2 separate regions of the Homo sapiens genome follow, and region 1 is linked to region 2. The links are chromatin contacts, found by Hi-C or POLR2A ChIA-PET in ENCODE. All regions are on one chromosome and are shown on one strand. The core of a region is the stretch at or near the end of the contact, and the rest is flanking DNA. Distances in the headings are between cores, read along the strand shown. Region 1 holds the start of ZNF579 (zinc finger protein 579). Region 2 holds the start of LENG8 (leukocyte receptor cluster member 8).

Region 1 (6,818 bases), core at 1,888-4,387, 1.1 Mb before region 2:
GACTACCAGCTTTGAAATATTAGGGATACAAATGACTCCCCGCGGACCACCCCCTCCAAGATCTGATTGCCTCTCCTATCTCAAACATAACTTATATCTTGAATTTGGTGCCTATTATTACCACAGACATTTTTAGACTTTTATTCCATGGTATATATTCTTTAAAATATAGTATTATGGACAAGGTGCTTTTAAAAAGCATGCTCCTAGTCTGGGCACGGTAGTTAATGCCTGTAATCCCAGCACTTTCGGAGGCTGAGGTGGAAGGATTGCTTGAGCTCAGGAATTCAAGACTAGCTTGGGCAACAGAGTGAGACCCCATTCCTATTTTATTTATTTATTTATTTATTTATTTATTTATTTATTTATTTATTTGAGACGGAGTCTTGCCCTGTCGCAGGCTGGAGTACAGTGGCACGATCTCGGCTCACTGCAACTTCCGCCTCCCAGGATCAAGCGATTCTCCTGCCTCAGCCTCCGGACTAGCTGGGATTGCAGGCGCGCACCACCATGCCCAGCTAATTTTTGTATTTTTAGTAGAGACGGTTTCACCGTGTTGGCCAGGCTGGTCTTGAACTCCTGACCTCAAGTGATCTGCCTCCCTCGGCCTCCCAAAGTGCTGGGATTACAGGCATGAGCCACCACGCCCGGCCTTTTATTATTTCTTTTAAATCATGCTTCTGATCCACTATCATTTCTCCTATCTGTTTGTGAAGTGAAACTTCTTACTGAGACTCGCTAGGTTTGGAAACTTCTAGTATCTCACTTTCATCCTCTGTAAAAGGGAAAAATAATGGTACCTACTTCATAAAGCAAGGAGTAAATGGGATCATATTTGTAATACGCTCACAAGAGTAAGCTATTATTTTTCATTTCATTTATTTTTATAATCCCCATGTATTTCTTTTTCCTTTACTTTTTTCTTTTCTTTTTTTTTTTTTTTTTTTTTTTGAGGTGGAGTTTTGCTCTGTTGCCCAGGCTGGAGTGCAATGGCACGATCTCAGCGCACTGCAACCTCTGCCTCCCAGGTTCAAGCCATTCTCCTGCCTCAGCCTCCTGAGTAGCTGGGATTATAGGCATGTGCCATTATGCCTGGCTAATTTTTGTACCTTTTGTAGAGATGGGGTTTCACCATGTGGGCCAGGCTGGTCTTGAACTCCTGGCCTCAGGTGATCTGCCCACCTGGGCCTCCCAAAGTGCTGAGATTACAGGCGTGAGCCACCATGCTTGGCCTCCTTTACTTTTTTGAGTATATAGCACATTCACACGGTTTTGAATTCAAAAAGTACAAAAAGCCGGGCACAGTGGCTAATGTCTGTAATTCCAGCACTTTGGGAGGCCGAGGCAGGTGGATTGCTTGAGCCCAGGAGTTCAAGCCCAGCCTGGGCAACATAGGGAGACCCCATCTCTACAAAACATACAAAAATTAGCCAGACATGGTGGCACACTCCTGTAGCCCCACCTACTCAGGAGGCTGAGGTGGGAGGATTGCTTGAGCCCGGGAGGTCGAGGCTGCAGTGAGCCGAGATCACACCACTGCACTTCCTCCAGCCAGCCTGGGCAACAGAAGGAGATCTCATCTCAAAAGAAAACAAAACAAAACAAAAAAAAACAAACAAACAAAAAAACAAGGATAGAGTGTAGTAAATTTCTGTCCTGGAAGTTAGACTATGTTGCCAGTTTCAGTTTCTTCTCTCTTGTTCCAGTTCATCTGGACACAATCCCAGAACACACACAAACCCAGAACAGGCTGCAGGCTGTACTTGACCTTCCATTTTTCTCTTCTACAGGTTATCACTTGGAGACTTACCATATATGCACACGGTGAGCTTCTTTGTTCTTTTCTATGGACACCTAGTATTCCACTGGGTGGATCAGTCATGATTTATTACTCAGCTCTCCTACAGATGGGTGTTTAGATTGGTTTCAGCTGTTTGCAGTGATGTGCAGTACTGCAATGATTAACCTGGTGCAGACATTATTTTGTGCAGTTCCGAGTAGATGCCTCTGAAGAATAAATTCCTGGAATTGCTGGCTCGGTAAGAATGTTCCAGGTTCTACTTGCCCCAGCCGTGTATGAAAGGACCTGTTTGCTCGCACTCTCATTAGCACTGTTTGGCAGGAATGTAACCTTAAACAAACAGCGTCAAGCTGTGGGTATACTCCTGCAAAATGCCTTTTCTGCTCCAGAATAGGTTTCTGAGATGTCGCCAGGTTGGTTTCATTCTGCCAATTTCAGCTGAAACATTGCTGCCTCCAGGAAGACCTCAGGAATCACCTCCTCCCAGTGTGAGCTCAGCTCAGTGCCTTCTGTTCTCTGCATTCCCATAGCAGTTCCCTGCCTCGGAGCACACGTTCCCCCACATGCACTCCAGCGTGATTGATCCGTATCTATCTGCCTTCCCCATCAGACAGTGAGCTCCGGTTTTTGCCACTGTGACTCCAGCACCAAGGACAGCACCAGCCCATAGTAGGTGCTCAGTAAACATTGGCTGCTAAGGTCCCAGTGAATATGCGTATATGTAGACAAATATATGCAGGCTGGCCCGTAGTAGATATTCAGTAAATATTGGTCGCTTAGGGTTGAATGAGTATATGCAGGGGCTTTCACAAAGGGGGAAACCGAGGCTCGAAGTGGGAGAATCCTTCACCCAGACAGCCAAGGGAAGGCTGGAGCCAGGTTCTGATCCAGAGTGCCAGTACTTCCTGAAGCCTCTGTCACTGATTCATTCATCTTCCTCCCCCGGCCACTCCCCTGGCCTGACACAGTGCCTGGCACAGACAGGACCTGATAAATGTGTATTTGTTGAAGGAATGAATGAATATGTGTGTGTGCATGTTGGGGAGCCGGGAGTAGCTGGACCCAGTGTTCCAGGCCCTCAGCACCCTCCGCCCTCTGGGAGCCCGGGGGACAGGCCCCCAGCCCCCTCCCCTCACAGGACCCTGTAGTGCAAGCTGCCTTCCCTCCCCTCTCCAGGTCCCCCGTCCTCCCGCTTCCGGCTTCCCAGCCAGTCTTTCCTCTTTCAGGCTCCGAGGAAAGGCCAGGTTTCCGGGGGGAAGGCTTAGGCAGTGACACCGAGCCCAGCCTCCTCCTCCACCCCCCACCACGCTCAGGCCCCCCTCCCTCCCCGCCACCACCGTCCGCGTTTGGCCGGCCGTGGGGAAGGAAGAAAGGAGCCAAGGAGGCGAGGTAAGAACCCAGCCCCAGCGACCAGGACCAAGCCCCAGGCCCAGGGCTGAGAAATCCTCAAGGCCTCGACCCGGCCCCAATTCTGCTGATCATGCCTTCGGGGAGCTGCAGGCTTGGCCCGGAGGAGATCGGCCCCCCTCTAGGACCTGGGACCCCCGACCCCCACCAGCCTCCCTCCCGAGTCCAGGGGTCCGGCCCTCAGTCGCCTCCTCCCTGGGGATTCCCGGCAGCTGGGTCCCCAGCCCCCGCCTCCCCCTTGTCCTGGGAGCCCAGCCCCCTCCCCAGCCCCTCCTCCACCGGGACCCAGGAATCCACACCTCCTCCATACCAGAGTCCAGATTCCCCAATCCGTCATGACCTGGACCCAGGAGTCTCAATCCCCAGCTCCCATCCCCATCAGTCCCAAGAGTCTGGGCCCCTAGCCCCCTCCCAACTCAGACCAGAAGTCTGAACCCTCCTACTCCCCGACCTCTCCCAGCCCCTGGCATCTGAGAACACACTCTATTTCCGGGGCCTACCGGCTTCAAATCCCACCCCCTCCACTCAGGCCCCATGGGCTGTGTCCCAGCCCCTCCCAAAACGTTCAGCCTGGCCGGGGGACCTGGAGCAGAAGCGGTTCGCTGACTTTGTCCCCCTCCGTGCCTCTGCCCAGTTCACTCCCTCTGTGTCTCTGTCTCCCTGTCTCTCCGGCCCCCAACCCGCCACTGCTCTTCTGATCTCTGCTCTTGCACTATCTCTGCCTCTGGTTCTCCAAGTCTCTTTGTTTCCTCTTCTCTGTGTCTCTGTCTCTCTGCTGGGTGTTCCTCACTCTCCTCTGTCTCTTCTCTGCTCTGCCTTTCACCATCCTGTCTTTCTGCGACTCCTGGTCTCTGTCTGTCCATCCCCACTTCTCTGTGTCTCCCATCTCTGCCTTCTCCTGTCTCTATTCCCTGCTCTGTCGCTCTGTCTCTGATCTCTCTCCTCCTGTCTCTCCATCTCTGGCCTCCCCTCGGTGTCTCTCATCTTTGTCTCTGTCTCATATCTCTCTCCTGGCTAAATACCTGACCCTCTCTGCCTCTCCATCTCTGACTGTCTCTGCTTCTCTTTCTGCCACACCCCACGCACCTCTTTTTATCTCTGCCCCGCTTCCCATCTCTCCCCTCTCTCCCCACAGGCATGGATCCGCAGCCTCCTCCACCCGCCCAGGGCAGCCCACCTCACCGTGGCCGAGGCCGGGGCCGTGGCCGAGGCCGTGGTCGGGGCCGTGGCCGTGGCAGGGGGGGCGCTGGAGCCCCTAGGGCGCCCCTGCCCTGCCCCACCTGCGGCCGCCTCTTCCGTTTCCCCTACTACCTCTCCCGGCACCGGCTGAGCCACTCGGGGCTCCGGCCCCACGCCTGCCCGCTGTGCCCCAAGGCCTTCCGCCGGCCGGCCCACCTTTCCCGCCACCTGCGCGGCCACGGGCCCCAGCCCCCGCTGCGCTGCGCCGCCTGCCCCCGCACCTTCCCAGAACCGGCCCAGCTCAGGCGCCACCTGGCTCAGGAGCACGCGGGCGGCGAGGTCGAGCTGGCCATCGAGAGGGTGGCCAAGGAGACGGCCGAACCCAGCTGGGGCCCGCAGGACGAGGGCTCGGAGCCGCCCACCACCGCTGCAGCAGGGGCCACGGAGGAGGAGGCGGTCGCAGCGTGGCCTGAGACGTGGCCTGCGGGGGAGCCTTCCACGCTGGCTGCGCCCACCAGCGCCGCGGAGCCCCGGGAGTCGGAGTCGGAGGAGGCCGAGGCCGGGGCAGCAGAGCTGAGGGCCGAGCTGGCGCTGGCGGCCGGGCGGCAGGAGGAGAAACAGGTCCTGCTCCAGGCAGACTGGACGCTGCTGTGTCTGCGCTGCCGCGAAGCCTTCGCCACCAAGGGCGAGCTCAAGGCGCACCCGTGTCTGCGCCCCGAGGGCGAACAGGAAGGGGAAGGGGGGCCCCCGCCACGCCCCAAGCGACACCAGTGCTCCATCTGCCTCAAGGCCTTCGCCAGGCCCTGGTCCCTGTCGCGCCACCGGCTGGTCCACTCCACCGACCGCCCTTTCGTGTGCCCAGACTGCGGCCTGGCCTTCCGCCTCGCCTCCTACCTCCGCCAGCACCGCCGCGTCCACGGCCCCCTCAGCCTGCTGGCCCCGCTGCCCGCGGCGGGCAAGAAGGACGACAAGGCCTCGGGTGCACGGAACTCAGCCAAGGGGCCGGAGGGGGGCGAGGGGGCGGAGTGCGGGGGTGCCTCGGAAGGGGGAGAAGGGCAGAACGGAGGCGACGCCGCCCCGGCTCGGCCCCCCGCCGGGGAGCCCCGCTTCTGGTGCCCAGAGTGCGGCAAAGGTTTCAGGCGCCGGGCGCACCTGCGGCAGCACGGGGTGACCCACTCGGGAGCGCGCCCCTTCCAGTGCGTGCGCTGCCAGCGGGAGTTCAAGCGCCTGGCCGACCTGGCGCGCCACGCACAGGTGCACGCGGGGGGCCCAGCCCCGCACCCGTGCCCCCGCTGCCCGCGCCGCTTCTCGCGCGCCTACAGCCTCCTGCGCCACCAGCGCTGCCACCGCGCAGAGCTGGAGAGGGCCGCCGCGCTGCAGGCACTGCAGGCCCAGGCCCCGACGTCGCCGCCACCGCCCCCGCCGCCCCTGAAGGCCGAGCAGGAGGAAGAAGGGCTCCCGCTGCCCCTCGCAAACATTAAGGAAGAGCCGCCCTCTCCGGGGACCCCACCCCAGTCCCCGCCGGCTCCCCCTGTCTTCCTCAGCGCCTCCTGTTTCGACAGCCAAGACCACTCAGCCTTCGAGATGGAGGAGGAAGAGGTAGACAGCAAGGCTCACCTGCGCGGGCTGGGGGGCCTGGCCTCCTGACCTTCGCCGCCCTGCCCTCCGCCGCTCCGCCTGAGCTCCCCGGTTTGCAGAATGGAGGAGGGAAGTTGAAGGAGCCACCTCCTCTGTCTACCCACCCGTCCCCTTCACGCCCTTGACACTAAGGAGTGGGGGGCCCTGGACTGCCCCTTCCTCCCCCATCGCCCGCCCCCAGAACCCCTGATGCTGGTTAGGAACCGCTCACCCCAACATGTGTCTTAAGGCAGGACGACTTGGAAAAAAAGGCGGCGGACAGTTGGCCAGAGGGATGGAGACTGGTGGGGACGCCCCCGCCTCCCTGTCCCCCGTTTCACACACTGGACACCATCACCTCTTTGGAACTGCCAGACCCTGGGGGTCCCCAGTGAGCAAAGGTCTGTCCTTGTCCCTTTGTCTGTCTGTGAATAAATGTGAGTTCGTGAAATCCAAGAGAGCGAGGTGTTCTGTGGAGGTGGGGCAGGCTGGGGGCGCTGGGGCGAGTCAGGATTTGTCCAGCCAACTCTGAACTTGGGTTCAGAGCAGGAAGGACACAGATGCATCAGAAAATATGTGGCCCTCAACCAAGCAAGAAGCCGGTGAAGGCTGGGTTGAGAAGAAACAGGAATGTGAGAAGATAGATCATCGTCACCGCTGCCCTGTGGAAGCTCCGCGCGATTATCCTCACCACTGCCCTGTGGAAGCTCCGCGCCTTACTCAGTCAATCTCTACCACACCCTTACTCTGTGTCAGCGGTGGTACTAGGCACTGAGGAGGAGTCCAATACCTTCCTCTGAAAGAGCTGGAATTC
Region 2 (6,325 bases), core at 1,608-4,107:
CCCACTGTACACAGGTGGGCAAGTTGGGAGGCAAATTCCAGCCCCTGGATCCCATATCTAACTGTTACTACCAGTCTAAGCCTAAGTTTTCTAATCTGTACTATGCTGATAAAGGGTTTCTGCTTCAGAGTCTGCTGGGAGGGATAAATGAGATCACCTACTTAAGGTACTTATCCCAGAGCCTGGCACACAGCAGTTGTTAAAACCAAACAAACAAAACAATTAACAGAACCCACAGAACTGAACACAGGCCTTGGCACCTCCTAGGGCTATGTCTTTCATGAATCAATGAATTCTGTCTGACATCACCCCAGTCGGCAGGTTATCACACTATTTTGAGAAAAAATAAGGAATCAGCAGAAAAACAAATAAATGACTGTGTATTGAGTGTTGGGAAGCTGCCTCCTAATTACACTTGCTTGAATGAATCATCACAATTCTGCAAAGCAAGCGCTGTACTGTGAAAAACGAAAGCTCAGAGAGGTGAAAGCTTGCCCCTCTCCACACCACAACCAAATGCTTCCCTCTGTGTTTGCCTCACCACCACCCCCACCCACAGGGATTGTGGCATCACCTCCCCTAAGGCCACGGGAGGTCCCACCCCAGAGGACAGCACTGGGTCTTGCTTCCTCTTTCCCTCCCGACTGGCCTCCATCCCTCTCGCCTCACTAACCAATCTGTGCTACGTTGATCACCCACGTTGGCCGCCATCTGGACCTTGGGGTATAAGGGGTGGACCTCGGGAGCCAGACTGCTTTTTCACTGTCTATGAGAAAAAGAATGAGTTAGGGAGACTTAAGGGGGAGCTAAAAACACGTCACAAAGTGGGGAAGAAAAGTAGATGGACTCAAGAGAAGCCGGGCAGAAAAGGGGAGGCTGACTGAAAAGCCACTGGGGTCAAGGATCTGAAGAGTTCTGGGTGTGGACTAGAAAGGCTGGAGTGAGGGGAAGCCCCTGGCCCCTTTGTAGAGCTCCAGGTGGAAAACGAAGGATTTGGAAACAGGGAAGCCAGAGCAGACTTCCCAAAGGGAAGGAGAAGGGTCTGAAACCCATGTGAGCAAAGAGAGGCTGTGATGAAAGGTCCAGAGGGTAGGGGTGCCTCCATCAAGGGGAAAAGGTCTACAAAAAATTCTAGGGGCCAGGCGCGGTGGCTCACGCCTGTAATCCCAGCACTTTGAGAGGCCAAGGCGGGCAGGTCACCTGAGGTCGGGAGTTCGAGACCAGCCTAACCAACATGGAGTAACCACGTCTCTACTAAAAATACCAAATTAGCTGGGCATGGTGGCATATGCCTGTAATCCCAGCTACTAGGGAGGCCGAGGCAGGAGAATCGCTTGAACACGGGAGGCGGAGGGCGGTAAGCTGAGACTGCGCCATTGCTCTCCAGCCTGGGCAACAAGAGCGAAACTCTGTCTCAAAAAAAAAAAAAAAAAAAAAGCTAGGGAGTACGGGTTGTGAAAGGAACCTGAACCAAGAGGATGGATGCTATAATGAGAAGAGTCTGAGGGAACCCTTAAGGCTGAGAGGGTGGAAAGGTTTCCGAGAACTCTGTGAAAAGGGAGGCCTTTCAGGGAGCATCGAGGGGGCTGGAAGAATATTGGAGAAGAGAAGAAAATTTTGAGAGGAAAAGGGGATTTTCCGGAAGTTAACCCTGGAAGCAAGTGGTCGTTGAGCGTTCCTGAGAATGCCAACGTGAACCCCAACGTGAAGAAATGGGTTCTTAGCACTGACAGACTGATTTCAAAAAGGTCTCCGAAGGGCAGTAAAGAGACCTACGTGGGAGTCCTCAGTGGGACTACCCCTGCCTGCTTCCACGGGAGGTTCCCGGAAGCAGGGGTAGGGCTGGGAGAGAAAAGGGATCACCGTGGTTGGGTGTCTGGACATAAAGCTTTGGGAATGCCAAAGAAGACCCAAAACATGTTCAACGAATTAAGAGTGGGGTACAGAGAGAATTGGAAGAAAAGTGGAGTGTCTCCGGAGCAAGGATTCAGGAGCCTAAACTCCCGAGAGGGAGTAACTGATAAGTAGGATAATTAATCCCGCAGGAGAACCGGAATTCCCACGAGTTGACGGGATAGGAACGGGAGTCTGGAGCTGGGGAAAAGCCCTAGAAACGCAAAGGCTTAACTTAAACAGGACACAGGGCGTGGGTGGAGACGAGGGATCGTGGCGGGGACACAGGAAGAGGAGCCCCAGGGCAGAAGGGAGATTAGAGGTAAGGTCAGGAGTTGGGGGCTGGACAGAGGACTCCCGGACGGGTCTCAAGAACAGAGACAGGCATCAGACGCGAGGCCTGAGGTCCCGGGAGCACCTGGCCGTCCCGCAGGCTGGGCGAAGGCAAAGGAGGACGCCGGGTGGAGGAGGCCGCTCGGATCCCCACGACTAGCCACGGAGCCACTGCCCAGGCCGCGCCTGCGCACCACGCCCCAGAAAGACGCGCAGGAGCCGCCCGTCGCCCGGGGCAACACCCGGTCAACGGCGAGTGAGGGGCGCCCCGGGGCCCCGAGAACTCCAAGGGAGAGGAACGGAAATTAGAAGACGACGGCGCACGCGCGCTAGTGCCCGAACGCGCGGCCCCAGGCCCGGTGCGCAGGCGCAGTGGCTGCCCCTGCGCCGCCACACCCTGTCGACGCTCGCGCGCGGCGTCTGCTGCTGCGACGGCCGAGAAGGCCTCGGGGCTCGCGGGGCGCAAGACCAAAAGGAGATGCTATCCCCGCCCGCCTGCTCGCCTGCCGCTCCCCTTACCAACCAGGATCCTTCGCTGCAGGGACACGCCAACAACCACCCAGGCGATCAGCAACACGGCCACGACACCGCTGTGCCACCCGGCTGGCTCTGGTCTTCTTTGGCTTCGACGTCCTGACCGCGGCGTCCTGACGTCACGCGGCGGCCTTGCACCGCCTCCCTCGGCCCTGCACAGCCAATGAACGCCACGAGCTGCGCTTGAGCCCGCCTTCCTGCCCACGCACTTACGCATGAACATTTTAAGGCAGACCGGAAGTCTGGGTGGGGACGGTGGCCCCGAGGAGACAAGCGTGGCCGCATTAGCTCTTTCTGCCTCCCACGCAGCCTTATTTTTTTTATTGTTGTTTTCTTGTTGCTGTTGTTGTTGTTCTCGGAGACGGAGTCTTGCTCTTGCTCTGTCGTCGCCCACGATAGAGTACAGTGGCGTGATCTCTGCTCACTGCAACCTCCGCCTCCTGGGTTCAAACAATTCTGCCTCAGCCTCCGGAGTAGCTGGGATTACAGGCGCGCGCCACTATGCCCGGCTAATTTTTGTGTTTTTAGTAAAGACGGGGTTTCACCATGTCGGCCAGGCTGTTCTCGAACTCCTGACCTCGTGATCCCTCCGTCTCGGCTTCCCAAAGTGCTGGGATTACGGGCGTGAGCCACCGTGCCCGGCCGCAGCCTTGTTTTGACTGAGTCAGTGGGAGCCATTACTGTTCCTAAATGTAAACTGGCGTGACAGGAGTTCCGGGATTGTCCACAGCACGGTGATGTGGAAGCCCTGGGGAGAGAATGATAAAGAAAGGGGATGAGGAACAGCTCCACCCGGAAGAGCGGGCTTCCCTAGCAAATGAATCTGGAAGGGCGCAGGGGAGGGGGCACGGCGAGTTCAGATGGACCGAGGCTGGAAGCTGACGCGGTTGGAGGGGGATGGGTGTAGCTGTTGGCAGTGGCGCTGGGGTGGAAGTGTGTGGGGTCACAGATGTGTAAGGGTGGGCGCGGAGCAGACCCCCGAAGGTCCCTGAGGTCAGGCTGAGGCATTGGACCAAATCCGTACATAGGCATTTCTCTGAACTGCGCGCCACCTTTTGAGTGCCATCTGTTTCCGTCCAGGACTCTGATACAACTATCCAGTCCGCTGCAGGGACCGGTCACTGTGTCACAGTAAGTGGTGGGATTTAAGAGGCAGTTTTCCTCCTCATGTTCTACCATTATGAACGTCTAGCTTGAAAAATACATACCATTTTCATAACTACGTATTATTTTGTTAGTGCTAGCATAGTAGATCTTTTTCCGTTATTTTACTCTGTGGGGGGGGGGGGGTTTGTTTTGTTTTTGTTTTTGTTTTCTTTTTGGTACTAAGCTTTTTGTTCTGGAATAATTTTGGATTTATTCAAAACGTTGCAAAGACCGGGCGCGCTGGCTCACGCCTGTAATCCCAACACTTTGGGAGGCCGAGATGGGTGGATCACCTGGGGTCAGGAGTTCAAGATCAGCCTGGCCAACATGGTGAAGTCCCGTCTCTACTAAAAATACAGAAATTAGCTGGGCGTGGTGGCGCGTGCACCTGTAATCCCGGCTACTCGGGAGGCTGAGGCAGGAGAATCGCTTGAACCCAGGAGGCCAAGGTTGCAGTGAGCCGAGGTTACACCATTGCACTCCAGCCTGGGCAACAAGAGTGAAATTCTTGTCTCAAAAAAAAAAAAAAGAAAAGTTGCAAAGATCATAAGCAGTCCACCATGTTTTATGCCCACTTTCTTCTGATGCTGTCATCACAAGCACCAACAAAAGTGGTTTGTTGTAGATACTGACATGATGCATTACTGTAACTAAAACCCAGACTTTACTGGGATTTCACCACCTTTTCCTCCAATGTTTTCTTTACATGCCAGGGTACAAGCCAGGACCCACGTTCCATTTAGCTTCCTTTTACCTGTTGTATTTAGGGTGGGTTTCTTGTAGATAGCATGTAGTTGGATCTTGCTTTTTTTTGCCCAAGCGAACAGTCTCTGCCTTTTAAAAGAGGTGTTTATAACTGTACTTTTATTTTTTATGTCTTATTCTTTAGCATTCTGTACACAGATACAGCGATAAAATGAAATGACTGGAACTTAAATGTGAAAACTCTTTACAAGTAAGCCCACAATTAGATACATTTATCTTACATGTCAGGGAAAAAAATTATGTAAACAGGACAAATTATATCACAAAAGAATCCCAAAGTAGAAAAAATACCTAAGAAATGTGTCTAACCATGAAAAGTACTGTTCTCTTGGTGTCTTCACATCGTGTCTTCTGTGTACTTAAGTACAAAACATTGTTGCCTCTGATTAATGCACCCTGTACTTATTTTTCTGTTGTCCAGTTACATATTTGGTTGGTTCCAGGGCTATGTTCATGTAGCCATCCAGGCAAACCAGCACCCCTCCCTTAATCCACTTCAGAATTTTACCCCAACTGTCTGATGATGTGCTCTAAGAAGTCACTAGGGGATTGCTTTTCTTAAAAAATCTATTATTATTATTATTTTTTGAGACGGCTCTGTCGCCCAGGCTGGAGTGCAGTAGCACGATCTCAGCTCACTGCAACCTTTGCCTCCCAGGTTCAAGCAATTCTCTTTACAGGCGTGCACCACCACACCCAGCTAATTTTTGTATTTTTAGTGAAGACAGGGTTTCACAGTATCTGGAATTCCGGACCTCAGGTGACCCGCCCGCCTCTGCCTCCCAAAGTGCCGGGATTACAGGCATGAGCCACTGCGCCTGGCCAGTAGGGGGTTGCTTCTGAAAACTTATTTTAATAATCTTGGGTAGGCCAGGCGCGGTGGCTCATGCGTGTGATCCTAGCACTTTGGGAGGCCGAGGCGTGTGGATCACCTGAGGTCAGGAGTTCAAGACCAGCCTGGCCAACATGGCGAAACCCCGTCTCTACTAAAAATACAGAAAAATTAGCCGGGCATGGTGGCGCATGCCTGTAATCCCAGTTACTCATGAGGCTGAGGCAGGAGAATCGCTAGAACCCTGGGGGTGGAGGTTGCAGTGAGCCCAGATCATGCCATTGCACTCCAGCCTGGGAGACAGAGCGAAACTCTGTTTCAAAAAATAATAATCTTGGGGGGCAGGAAACCTAAGTCATAATCCCGGCTCTTTTACTTAACCAGCCGTATGACTTGGAAAACTCGTTTCCCTTCTCTCGGCTCCAGATTCCTCATCTTGCAGCTGGGATCCAGAGCTCTCACTCCAGGAGCCCAGTCACAGCAAAAACCAAAACTGTACTTTTTTTTTTTTTTTGAGACAGGGTTTCTCATTCTGTCACCCAGGCTGGAGTGCAATGATGTGATCTCTGTCTCAGCCCACAGCAGCTTCAACCTCCCAGGCTCAAGTGATCCTCCTGCCTCAGCTACGCAGTGTATGGTATTTTGTTACAACAACCAGAATGTAGTAAGACATTTATTGAAGGATATCTTGGTTCCTTCCAAGTTTTTGGCAGTGATAAAGAAAGCTGCCATAAACGTGCACGTGCAGATTTCTTTGTGGGCAGAAGTTTTCAACCCATCTGTGTAAATACTGGGGAGCAGTGTTGCTGGTTCATATTCTAA

What was found. A loop is a pair of places that touch in the nucleus more often than their neighbours do. ChIA-PET counts read pairs that join two places held with the same protein, here RNA polymerase II (POLR2A). Pooled maps may share reads with other maps.
Region 1: a pooled map shows a loop between it and region 2 (8-fold over the local background). The contact joins the promoter of ZNF579 here to the promoter of LENG8 in region 2. A Hi-C loop is called at or near these places in 2 of 37 single-sample maps with no recorded cell type and 7 of 50 pooled maps. POLR2A ChIA-PET finds 5 or more read pairs at or near these places in 1 of 52 experiments (WTC11).

Annotation. Positions count from the first base shown.
Region 1 is chr19:55,577,167-55,583,984 of GRCh38, reverse strand. It overlaps ZNF579 (zinc finger protein 579), which reads left to right and starts at 3,137. Exons shown (of 2, transcript NM_152600.3): 1 at 3,137-3,190; 2 at 4,344-6,818. The coding sequence starts at 4,346. The coding sequence ends at 6,034. RefSeq lists silencers at 1,788-2,082, 2,794-2,933.
Region 2 is chr19:54,445,731-54,452,055 of GRCh38, reverse strand. LENG8 (leukocyte receptor cluster member 8) reads right to left here and starts at 2,857. Exons shown (of 16, transcript NM_052925.4): 1 at 2,746-2,857; 2 at 674-766. The coding sequence starts at 711. LENG8-AS1 (LENG8 antisense RNA 1) reads left to right here and starts at 3,018. Exons shown (of 3, transcript NR_126418.1): 1 at 3,018-3,494; 2 at 3,841-3,891. RefSeq lists an enhancer at 2,200-3,107.